Regions from separate parts of the Mus musculus genome. Here region 1 is linked to region 2. The links are chromatin loops, found by intact Hi-C in ENCODE. Cell type or tissue: left cerebral cortex. All regions are shown on one strand. Each heading gives the region's core, and the rest is flanking DNA. Links, peaks and the distances in the headings are about the cores only.

Evidence for each region. Hi-C counts contacts between places; a loop is a spot of excess contacts. Peaks named below come from ENCODE experiments on the same cell type or tissue, not always from the same donor. Only the 100,000 strongest peaks of a DNase experiment are listed, where the experiment ranks them.
Region 1: a loop joins it to region 2, with 8 times the contacts of the local background. A loop is called at or near these places in 2 of 42 quality-filtered maps.

Annotation. Positions count from the first base shown.
Region 1 is chr7:73,915,941-73,921,192 of GRCm38, reverse strand. No RefSeq gene overlaps it. Among named protein-coding and RNA genes, the nearest start is that of Gm21269, 93 kb to the right of the region's middle. In left cerebral cortex, for the core only: no CTCF peak of the experiment used is centred there; a DNase peak (open chromatin) is centred at 2,990.
Region 2 is chr7:73,986,812-73,992,063 of GRCm38, reverse strand. The region is part of intron 1 of St8sia2 (ST8 alpha-N-acetyl-neuraminide alpha-2,8-sialyltransferase 2); the gene reads left to right. Among named protein-coding and RNA genes, the nearest start is that of St8sia2, 24 kb to the left of the region's middle. In left cerebral cortex, for the core only: no CTCF peak of the experiment used is centred there; DNase peaks (open chromatin) are centred at 2,467 and 2,892.

The DNA of each region.
Region 1 (5,252 bases), core at 1,763-4,262, 71 kb after region 2:
AAGATGTTTAGCCTAGATGCGCACCACATGATAGAGTCCATAATAAGCATCCAGCCACAAATGAAAATGAAAGTAATCCCAGGCTGGCAGTGACACCGCCCCCCACCCCACCCCCACCCCAGCCGCCCTGCAGAACACACTCCCAAGCCCCCAGCAACAGCCTAAGTATTCACCAAGTAAGCCACCTTCATCCTTGTCTGAAGAAAAAAAGATTCTCCATAAATAAGTTTTCCAGAAAACCAAACACAGCTCAATGAAGAATAAGGATGCAGAGCTCGCTCTGTCAAAGTGGGCACTGAGATGGGAAGAGGCAGGGCGAAACATCTGGGCCTTTGCACTGAGCAGTGAGCCATACAGTTACATGAAGAACCCTCTGAGGTACCTTAATCGGGAGAAAGGGAGACACAGGCTCCCACGATGACTAGCACATGAATATTCATATTTAGCAGCTCTGATCCCAATAGCCCCAAGCTAGGAAAAAATCCATGTCCTGATCAATAAGGGAGCGGGCAGGCAAAAGATTAACTAGTACTGCCACAGAAGGCTATTCTGCAGTTAAAATAGAAACGGTTCCTAAAGGTGAATACATTTAGAGGTGTCCTTTCACATCCTTACTGCTTTTGGGTCTTTGTGTGAGCACTAGGGTTGTAGTTTATTGGTAGAGCACTGCCCAGCATGTGAGAGGCTCTGGGTTTCAGTCTTCACACCACAAATAAGCAAGCCTTCTGTGAGGACGTGGAGAGGAGGGGGAGGCTCAGTTTTCCTCTATCCTGTGCCCCACTCTCTCTGCTCTCTGTAGCCTCCCCCAAGCCCTCTCGTGGCAGATGGTTGCTCCAGCTGATCATCTCCTGTGTTAGTCCCTGAGGACCACAGCTCACCCTCCAGCTACTCTCTGATAGGGCCTCATTACTTTTCCAGCTGCACATCTTGGCCAAACATCCTTCTGAGACATCTCCAGGTCAATTCTCTTCCTTCGGTCTATTTGAATCATTGGAAATTCGTAGCATTGCTTTCCGGCACTCCCAGTTCCCTGAGCCCCAGTGCCTGAGAACCTGTGCCTATCTCAGATATGGCTCAGACCTCAGTGTGCTTGCTGTGCCCCTCCGACTCCAGGGAAGTTTCTCCGTCTGCCTCCTGTTTCCTACAGTGTGTCTATGGAAGGTGCAGGTCAATCACACCACACACTAAGCTGCCCACCAGCAAATCCTTTGTCTCTTGAATATCCAAACTCAATTTCCTTACACCTAAGAAATAACTGATGGACTAAGGGTCAGGACCCTGTCTTAGGTCAATCTGCACAGATGTTGGGCTCCAGAGGTTGGAATGTGAGGGCTCACAGCTGTCCTTCCTTTGTCCTTGTGCTTTCTCATCTCTGCTAAAAGAGACTCGGACAATCCACTTGCACCCTTCAGTCATGGGTAACTACATGGGGAGCTGTTTGGAAGCCCACGTAACCAGGCTCAGGCACTCTCAGAGATCTAGATTTCCTGAAACTCAGTCTCCAGGGTCCTGGATCATAGATATTTGCTAACGCCAAAGTCACAGTTGGAGCTTCTGGAGACATAAACACCTAGAAGGCATGGCTCTCATCTGGGCAGTCCCAAACAAGGTAAAATTCTGTATCTGTCCCCTTCCCTCTGGTTTACAATTACATCAAATTAAAAGCTCCAGGTTCAAACATTATGAACTAACCAGTACCCTGGATCTCTTGACTCTAGCTGCATATGTATCAAAAGATGGCCTAGTCGGCCATCACTGGAAAGAGAGGCCCATTGAACTTGCAAACTTTATATGCCCCAGTACAGGGGAACGCCAGGGCCAAAAAGTGGGAGTGGGTGGGTAGGGGGGTGGGGGGTAGGGTATGGCGAACTTTTGGGATAGCATTGGAAATGTAAATGAGGAAAATACCTAATAAAAATATTTTTAAAAACAGTTCCAGGTTCAAAGCATCTGTGCTTCCATGACCTCCAGTGGTCCGGGGCTAGCACTAACTGAGCCGTTGCTAAGAAGGAAAACTTCACTGCCTCAAGCAGGTGGAAAAGAACGTGTACAGAGATTTAATGCTGTAACACGTGGCAAGGCTGAGGTGCCCTTCCTTAGTCATTAGTAGCACACAGGTTTGTGGGAACCCATTGAATTTTGGTTACAAAATGTTGTTGCTCTGAGGGACATCTCCGTCTGAACATGTAGTCAGCACAGGTAATGCTGGGTCAGCAGCATCTAGTCCATGCCACCACCGAGCCCCCACCCCACCTCCGCCCCCTGCCATAATGTCCTACAGCGTGAGATAGGATGAGAGACAGATCTGTAGCCATCACCAGGCCTCCTTTATTCCCTTATTTTATATGTAAGGAATGTCCCTCCATTTCTCGAGGTCATGAAGCTATTTAACAGTGGAGAAAGGCCAGACTCCTGGTTCAGGGCTCTTTCAGCCTTCTCACCCTGGATGAGAGAAAGGACGTCCTTACTTCTCAATAACCTTTGGTCCATCTTTCCCTAGAAACCCTGAAGCCTCTATTCCAGTTGGCCAATGAAGTCCATATTGGCTCCTCTCTTCTGGACAACAGTCCCTTTATTCCTTCCTAAGCTCCTCGCAGGAAGCATTAGGTTAGATACAAATGCTTTTGCATGGACCAGACCCTTAATTCACTATTTCTAGAGTCTCCTGATATTTGCACAAAGTGCTTACAAGCAAAAAGGCCTAACCAATTCCTGGAAACATGGAAATGGAATCTTTCCAAGTGTTGTACCATGGAAGCACCAGATAGGATCGAGTGTGTGGATGTCTCTGTGTGTAAAAGGGCAAGGGAAAACAAAACACACTCCTTCCAATGTTCCGCGTGTTTCTGGCTCCGTTTTGAATGAATTGCTTACTTCCATGCAGAATGGAAAAAGCTCTTGGGTTAGAGGTGACCGTGAAGGCGGATGGGAAGAAACGGTGCTTTCTATCCTTGGATTGCATATTGCCGTTCCATATGGAGCTTGAGCCAAAACATATGGTGTTCCATCTGCAAGACTGAGCTGGCTGGGTCTCATGAATGGCTTTTAATGCAAGTAGATTCAGCCCGATTTGGTCTGCCTCCAAAGGAAAAGAAAAGCTAGTGATTCAAATATTGTGTAAAACCATTGAAATTAATGGCACAAAACAAGACTCATCTGTATTCTGCCTAATTTAAAAGATGTCTGTGTGGTGTAAAGTAATGAATTAGTTACGGGGGTGGGGGGGGTGTTTGGACTGAGCATTCGATAGGCTCCTTGAGAGAACAAAATGCCTTTTTCCACTTCTTTCAAGCCACTCTCTGTTAAGTTATTTGGAACCATTCTCCCAGGAAATCCACTAAGCATTTTGCCTTCTCTAATGAGCCAGGCTTCGAGAGGTTCACAACACCAGGCACAGCTGGTGCCTCCTTCCTGCCCCATCCCGTCAATGATTAGAGGGGAAAGCAAGAAGATGTTCTTTTTTAAAACTTACCTAATGTAGTCATCATGTGGGTAGGGAAGCAGTTCATGCCCTTGCAGAAAACCATAAACCCCTGAAGACCCCCTGTCATCTCAGACCTGGCCCGTCCTGAACGAAGTGAGGGTGTGATCTTGAGAGTTCATCGTTGAGTGACTGTAGTGTAAAGGCTTCAGTGTAACATGTTACGATGACATGTCATGTGCGGCTGCAACTTACCAGGCTGCTGAACTACACTGTGAAGATAACTACATTCACTAATGAAGAGCGATGACCGTGGCGGCTGTGGTAACTTAACACAGTGAGACCCTGCTCTACACATGAAGTGTCCCAGTTCCATTCTTGTGGTGTCCTTAGCAGTTAAACACTGTGCACTCCACTTTATTGGAGAAGTTGCTGAAATTGCAAGTTGTCAAACCTCACAGAGCTAGGCGGGGTATGGACTCTGATGGGTCTGCCCCAAAGCCCGTGCTGAGACTGACAGGGAAAGGGTGGCTAGGCTTCCCTGAAGCATGGCCTCTATAACTGCCACATCTCTCAGGACAGGCTGGGCTATTGTGAGACTTACTAGTGAGCCCAAATAGATTGACAGAAAACAGCTACTCCACAGCCTTACTCAAAGCAGAAGATAGGACCATGCCTCAAACTCCAGTGGCATTAGTCTCAACAGGAGCAGGACCGAAAAGATGGTCTTCACATTGCTTCCTTAATGATTTGGCTAAGACTCAGACCAACATATAAGTGTCCTAAAACTCAACACCAAGACAGAGTGCAAAATACCCCAACCTTCCAATCTTCCCTAGGGTGAAGGCTGCTGCTTCTTAGGGCCCATCATTAATTGTTTAGTCACTTGGTGTTTAGATCTACTTCAGCAACCTTCCTCCACAAATAAAACTGGCAGAATCCCTCCGTGTGAAAGGGGTGGCAGTCTCCTATCTTTCCTCTTCTCCTGAAAACAAATACTTAAGAATCTAGGGAAATCGGGGCTCCTACCATCATTATTGGAAATCCACTATTTTAGAGCCCTCTTCACCTAACATCTGCAAAGATTCTGGTAGGCTCAGTCATGGCTACATATTCCTCTGCTTCTTGTTAGAAAGCAGAGCTGTTTTGGAAAACTACCATGCCTGTCATTAAAAATGATCTTTACAAGGGCACACATTAAATGATATATAACTTCCAGGAGTGGAAGGAAGCCTAGCCCTGCATCACTTCTAAGAGGCAGGACTGTGGGAACCTTTGGCTGGGCATGGCCTTCTGTAGTGTAAAGGCAAGGAGATCATGCCTCGCTCACTGCTGAATTTGAAGGAGGTTGTGGCAAACACTGCATGCTTTTAATGTGCTGCTTTCTAGGCAGGGTGGAAAGTCGAAGGGTATTAAAGGATGAGTTAGTTTTCTAGTGTTCATTCTCGGGGAAATAATAAACCAGAGGGGCTGGAGAAATGGCTCAGTCAGTAAAATTCTTGCCGCATAAGCATGAGGGCCTCAGTTCTGATCTCCAGACAGATGATTTAACAACGACCTAAAGCTGGACATAGTGGTACAAGCACTAAGTGGTACAATAGGGAGGTGGAGACAGGCTTATTCCTGGTACTCACCAGCCAGGCAGTCTAGATAAATCGAGTCCTACACTGACTGGGGTAACTGGATCTCAAAAACGTGAGGGAGAACAATGAATGGCGACACCTAACTTTACCTTGTGTCCTATGTACAATGTGAATATAAACATGTCACATGCATGAAACAAAGAATAAGCCATGAGAGCTGAGCACGGTGGTACTCAGGAGACCGAAGC
Region 2 (5,252 bases), core at 1,358-3,857:
GTGCCCATGAGGGAGCCCTGAGGGGGTCCTAGAAGGAAGAGAGGTTGCTAAGCTCTGCATTGTAGTAAGTCATGTCCTTCATGGGGAGGTCTGGAAGACTGTGTACCTGGGAGAGAAGATGTATGTCACATTGATGGGGACACTAGCCACTCCTGTCCTTTGTGTGTGTGTGGGGGGGGGGGGGCTGTGACCTAAAATCCAAAGGTGGTGGAACTTGGAAGGGGAAACAGCATAGGAGAGATGGAGGAGCTATAAACACTGCCCTGATTTCGAATAAACAAGTCAGGGTTGTCTTTCCGTACAGTAAAGATCTAGGTGAGAGATTTGAGTTATATGTAAGGCATGGGTAGGAAGTAGCCATGATGTTCAATGAGTCCGACAGCAGGAGTGGAGTGTGCAGTGAAAATCAGGCAACTTAGAGCTAGGGCCATACTAGGGCTGAGCTCTGAGTACCCCTAGCATCTAGGCAGGACTGGAAGCAAATGAGTACAAAGAAGTTTCAAGGAAGCGCCAGAGAAAGTGTTGCCACAGGATAAAGGCGGGAGGCTGGTCCCTGGAATGCTTCCCACTTGGTACCTGGGCAGTGCAGAAAATACAGACTTGATGTCTTCATTTCTTTTCCTGACTGGTGTAGTTCAATTCTCTTGACAAAAGCAACTTCAGGGAGAAGTCTGTTTGGCCTCACAGTTGTGGGTACAGTCTAGCACAACTGGGCAATCAAGGCAGCAGGAGTTCCAGATAGCTGACACCTTACTCCTATAGTCAGAAGAGAAGACCAAAGAATGCAAGCCTCTGCTCTCTGCTCAGTCCCCTTTCTCAGTCTATACAGTTTAGAATCCTATTCACCACGACCAGTGTTCCCACTTCCAGTAATCAAGATGGTCCCCTACAGGCATAGTCCCCTTTATCCAGGTCATTCTAGATTCTGTTGAGAAGACAACACCATCATACTTAGCTTAAGCTCAACGCATGTCTGCACCTGCTCAAGGAGAGATCAGACGTCTCTACACAGGGTTGTCTTACAGAGCCCCATGAACGTGAGCATGCGACATTCAGATGTGTCCCTTCTGTGAAGAAAAGAAAAAGCACAAAACTAATCCCTAGCCGCCTTCCCTCTGGGTAGACACCCCACCCCCACCCCCATCCCCGCCCCAGGGTCCACATCTGAGAAGGCGATGGAGCATCTGAAAGCATGGTCCCGTGACGTTTAACTCTGTCTTTTCCTTCTTCCCTGGCTTCTGATAATAACCTAATGGACTGCACTATGGAAAAGCAGCTGTCCCAAGAGACTTCATAAGCTCAGCAAGCAATAAATGGTTTATTCTCTGTTTTGAAGGACAGTGACCATCACCTATAATATCACTGAAAATAAATTCACATGGCTTTTGTTTGAACCCAAGACATGACTTACAACAAAGACATCTAGGCCAAGAAAGAGGCCGGATTGTAAGAGCAGAACTCATGAGGCACTAGAGCTCCAGGCCCATACCCAGTGCTCCCACTGCTCCTCCTTCTATCTAACTGTGAGGCTTCCTGGGTGGTGGCCAGCATCGCTGCTTGTGGGGGGTGGGGATGGAATGGCCATTGCCCTAGGACCAAACAGGGTCAAAAGGAGACACATCAAACACTCAGAAGAAAAACACCTTCAAAGTCTTTCCTAAGCCAGGTGTCCTCTAGAAATTCCATCATGAAAAGGCTGCCCCTGAGGTTAATAGGGACACCACTGCATCCCAAAGCGAGTCCATCAAGAAGAGAACAAAAGAGAGAGAAGAAAGCCTGGTTGAACATGGAGGCCTTTCAAGTTACCGCCAGGCAGGTTCAAGAGCAAAGTGTAGCCCGTCAGACAGGCACTCTGCTCCTCTATAAAGAGCACGGGTTTATCCACGCCCTACGACATGAATGAAATGAGTTTTCAGGGCTGCCAACCCTCTGGTTAGGGTTCTGCACTAGTACGTTTCTTCCACAATAAAAGAGCAAGGGATGACAGCCAAGGTTATGGCTGTGTCTGAAGTGTAAGGATTGTCAATAATGGATGCAAAACAACTGGGTGAGTACATTTTTGTAGCAAGCTGTTTCCAACCATAGCTTTCAATGGCTGGGCCACATTTTTTCTGATCAGTGTTTCACAAATCGGAATTCTAACGTTACTATTTTGCTAAACTGTCTGCTCAGCTGTCCCACTACTGTTTATAGAATAATGTTTTCTCCCTATGGATTCTCTAGCACAACCATGACAGCACACTCAATTCTTACCAGTGAAGGAGAGGTACAAGGTGCCTTCTCAAAGACACATGAGATCTGGCCTTGTGTGGGTGACATCCTGAACTCCCACATTTTGGGGTTATTCACTGGCTGATTCTGGGCAAATCCTGAAGCCTATTTGAGCCTTGGACATAGTATGTCTAAAACAATAAGAAATAAGAAAGTGAACATACTGCATTTCTGGTACTGTGCCTGGCATGTGGTAAGACTCTGCACATGAAACCATGACTATTTTTAACAGCTCTTGGAATCTTCCTATCCTTTCAGACAGCATTTTGTCTACATGGCCAAGTGGGACAAAAACTGTCAGCTGGAATAACATAGATGCGGCTCTTGGGGTATAATGTTTCATAAAGGGAAAAAGACCACTTAGTCTGAAGGGCAAAATATGCATACACATACACATTTTTAACGATGCTTTGTATTTGGAAATGTTGTAATCTAAATTCTGTAGAAAAAAAATGATAGAAAGTAATCCTAAGCAAAATCTGGTTGGGTGTGGTTTTTTGGTTTTTGTTTTTCTTAAAGAATTTGGACACCATCTGCCTGGGTACCAAAAAGCATCAAAGAGGGATTTTATCCCATTGTGGATAGAATGTTAAAGTATTTAGAGAAGACTATTTAAAACAATGCATCTCTGAGTCAGAAGACTGTTGAAGATGCTGTGTGAAGTCATGCCCCACATTTCTTCCTATAGCAAGCTTCCTCCAAGGTGTGCTCTTGGGTGACATTTTTCATGTGTCTTCTAAGGAAGAGAAAGCCTGTTCGGGGCTACCCAGTAAACTAGGCAGAAGGTAATGAGTACACCCTGAAAACCCACAATAGTCTATCCAGTAAGAAAGAAGCAGCTACCACTGGCAAATACTGACGGAGGCTGATGGCATACTGCTCAGTTTCTGTCACCTTGACACAAGCTACAGTCATTTAAGAAAGGGAACCATACCTCAAATGCTTCCATTCTTGATTAATGATTGATATGGGAGAGCCCAGCCCACTGTGGGCAGTACCATGCCTGGGCATGGGTTGCATATGAAAGCAGGCAGAGCAAGCCATGGAGAGCAAGCCAGTGAGCAGCTTTCCTCCATGGCCACTGCTTCAGTTTCTGCCTCCAGGTTCCTGCTACATCCATGGAGGTGGTCTCTAAGCTGTAAGCCAAGTAAGTGCTTTCCTCCCCAAGTTGCCTTTGGTCATGCTGCTCATCACAGTAATAAAAAGTAAACTAACACAGGTCATGACTGAGAAATGCTGTTGCAAGGTAGTCCAACAAGAATTCTTGAATAGAAATAAGACAGATTAAAGTAGGACAGAGAACAGGGTGAAAAGAAAGAGATGACTAATATAGGTGAGGCTTTGAGAGCAGTTGCAAAGTAATGTGAAGAAATAATAGAATAAGCTGTGGGAGTATGGAATTAAGGGTTTCTTAAGAGTGAAGTGAGATTAAGTGACTATATATATACATGATAGTGGATGTGTGTGAGCCAGAAGATAGAAGTAATTCAGAGCTGGGCTCTTCAACTAGGTTTCTGGGTTCAAATCCTGAGATCCTCACTTACCATGTGGCTCTGATCACAGTTTTGCCTTCTCTGGGCTTCAACTTCTTCTTGTGTAGAAATGGATGTTCATTCCTTCTGCATAGGGCTGTAGCAAGGCAACTGTGAATGAAGTAAGGTAAGATGTGTGGAAGAGAGCCTGACATACATCTGCTCTATGATACATATCAGGAGGATGTAGCTAGTGCAAACTGTTCAGTTCATAGAAGAGGGAAGACAATAGTGGATACAATAGCCTCAAGGAAGAAGGGGGTGCAATTCAGTGTATAGATGGAGGCACTGGTTTTGGATAAGGAGACATCTGGTTCCTCTGTTGTAACAAGAGAAAGGTGGGAGGTTGAGTACTTCTATTAACAAATATTAATTGAACCCCAGATGCAATGTGCCCAACACTACAGGAGGGTGACAATACGAAGGCAGACACATGCTTCCCTCACAGAGTTAACGCTGTAGTGCAAGATGGTACCTTTAATAAATGAGTATGGTGATTAAAAGATAAAGAGGTGGAGAGTGAGGAGAACCACAGTAGGAATACAAGGGAACGTAGGTGCTATTTTTAATGATTGTCGGAAAAGGGCTTGCTACACAGATGACATTTGCACAAAGATTTAAAAAGGGGGAAGCATTCCATGGGGATCTCTCTGGAGCAAACATCCCAGGTGAAGTACAGCTAGCACACAGCACCAGGTCCAGAGCATGCCTGTGGATGCAGGTGGAAAAGCATGGGAGTATTGTCTGGTTTCTCCATCCTTCATCCCCAAGACCTGCTCTAGGAGGCTGAGACTTCTCTAGAGAAGAGAGACACCTAAAACTCTTTTAACTCATATCTTCATTCTCCAGACCTCCCTAGAACACACTGGATGTATATAAAGTATGCCTCTCATGGCAATACCGGCATGAGCAGGGCCCCAGAGGCATATTTGCCATGGTCTATGCTGGGGACACTGTGAACTGAGTGTAGAAAGCACTTTGCTGCAAAAAGGTGAGAACAGGAAAGCAGGGCTCAAGGCCTTGTACAGAATAGGAATGAGTGATCTCAGAAGAGACTTTGTAAGCACAGACACTCTTGCTTGCTCTTGATGCTGTGACCATATATATGGGGAAAAAGAAACAACTTGAGGAAGGTAGGGTTTCTTTGGGCTCACAGTTTAGTGGGAGCACAGCCATTTATGGTGGGAAGGCTTGGGGACAGGAGCAGGAAGCCGCTGGTCACATTGCCTTCTCTGCCAGGAAGCAGACAGAAGTGAGGATAGACTATAAAACCACAAGGCACTCTTCCTAGTAACCCACTTTCACCCCTGAGGCTCCACCTCCCAGAGGTTCCAGACCTTCCATAAAGTGTCACCATTTGGGGACCATGCAATCAAGCACATGAACCCACAGAAGACACTTAATAGTCAAACTATGGTACCTTGCATTTAAAAGTCATTGGGGCTAGGC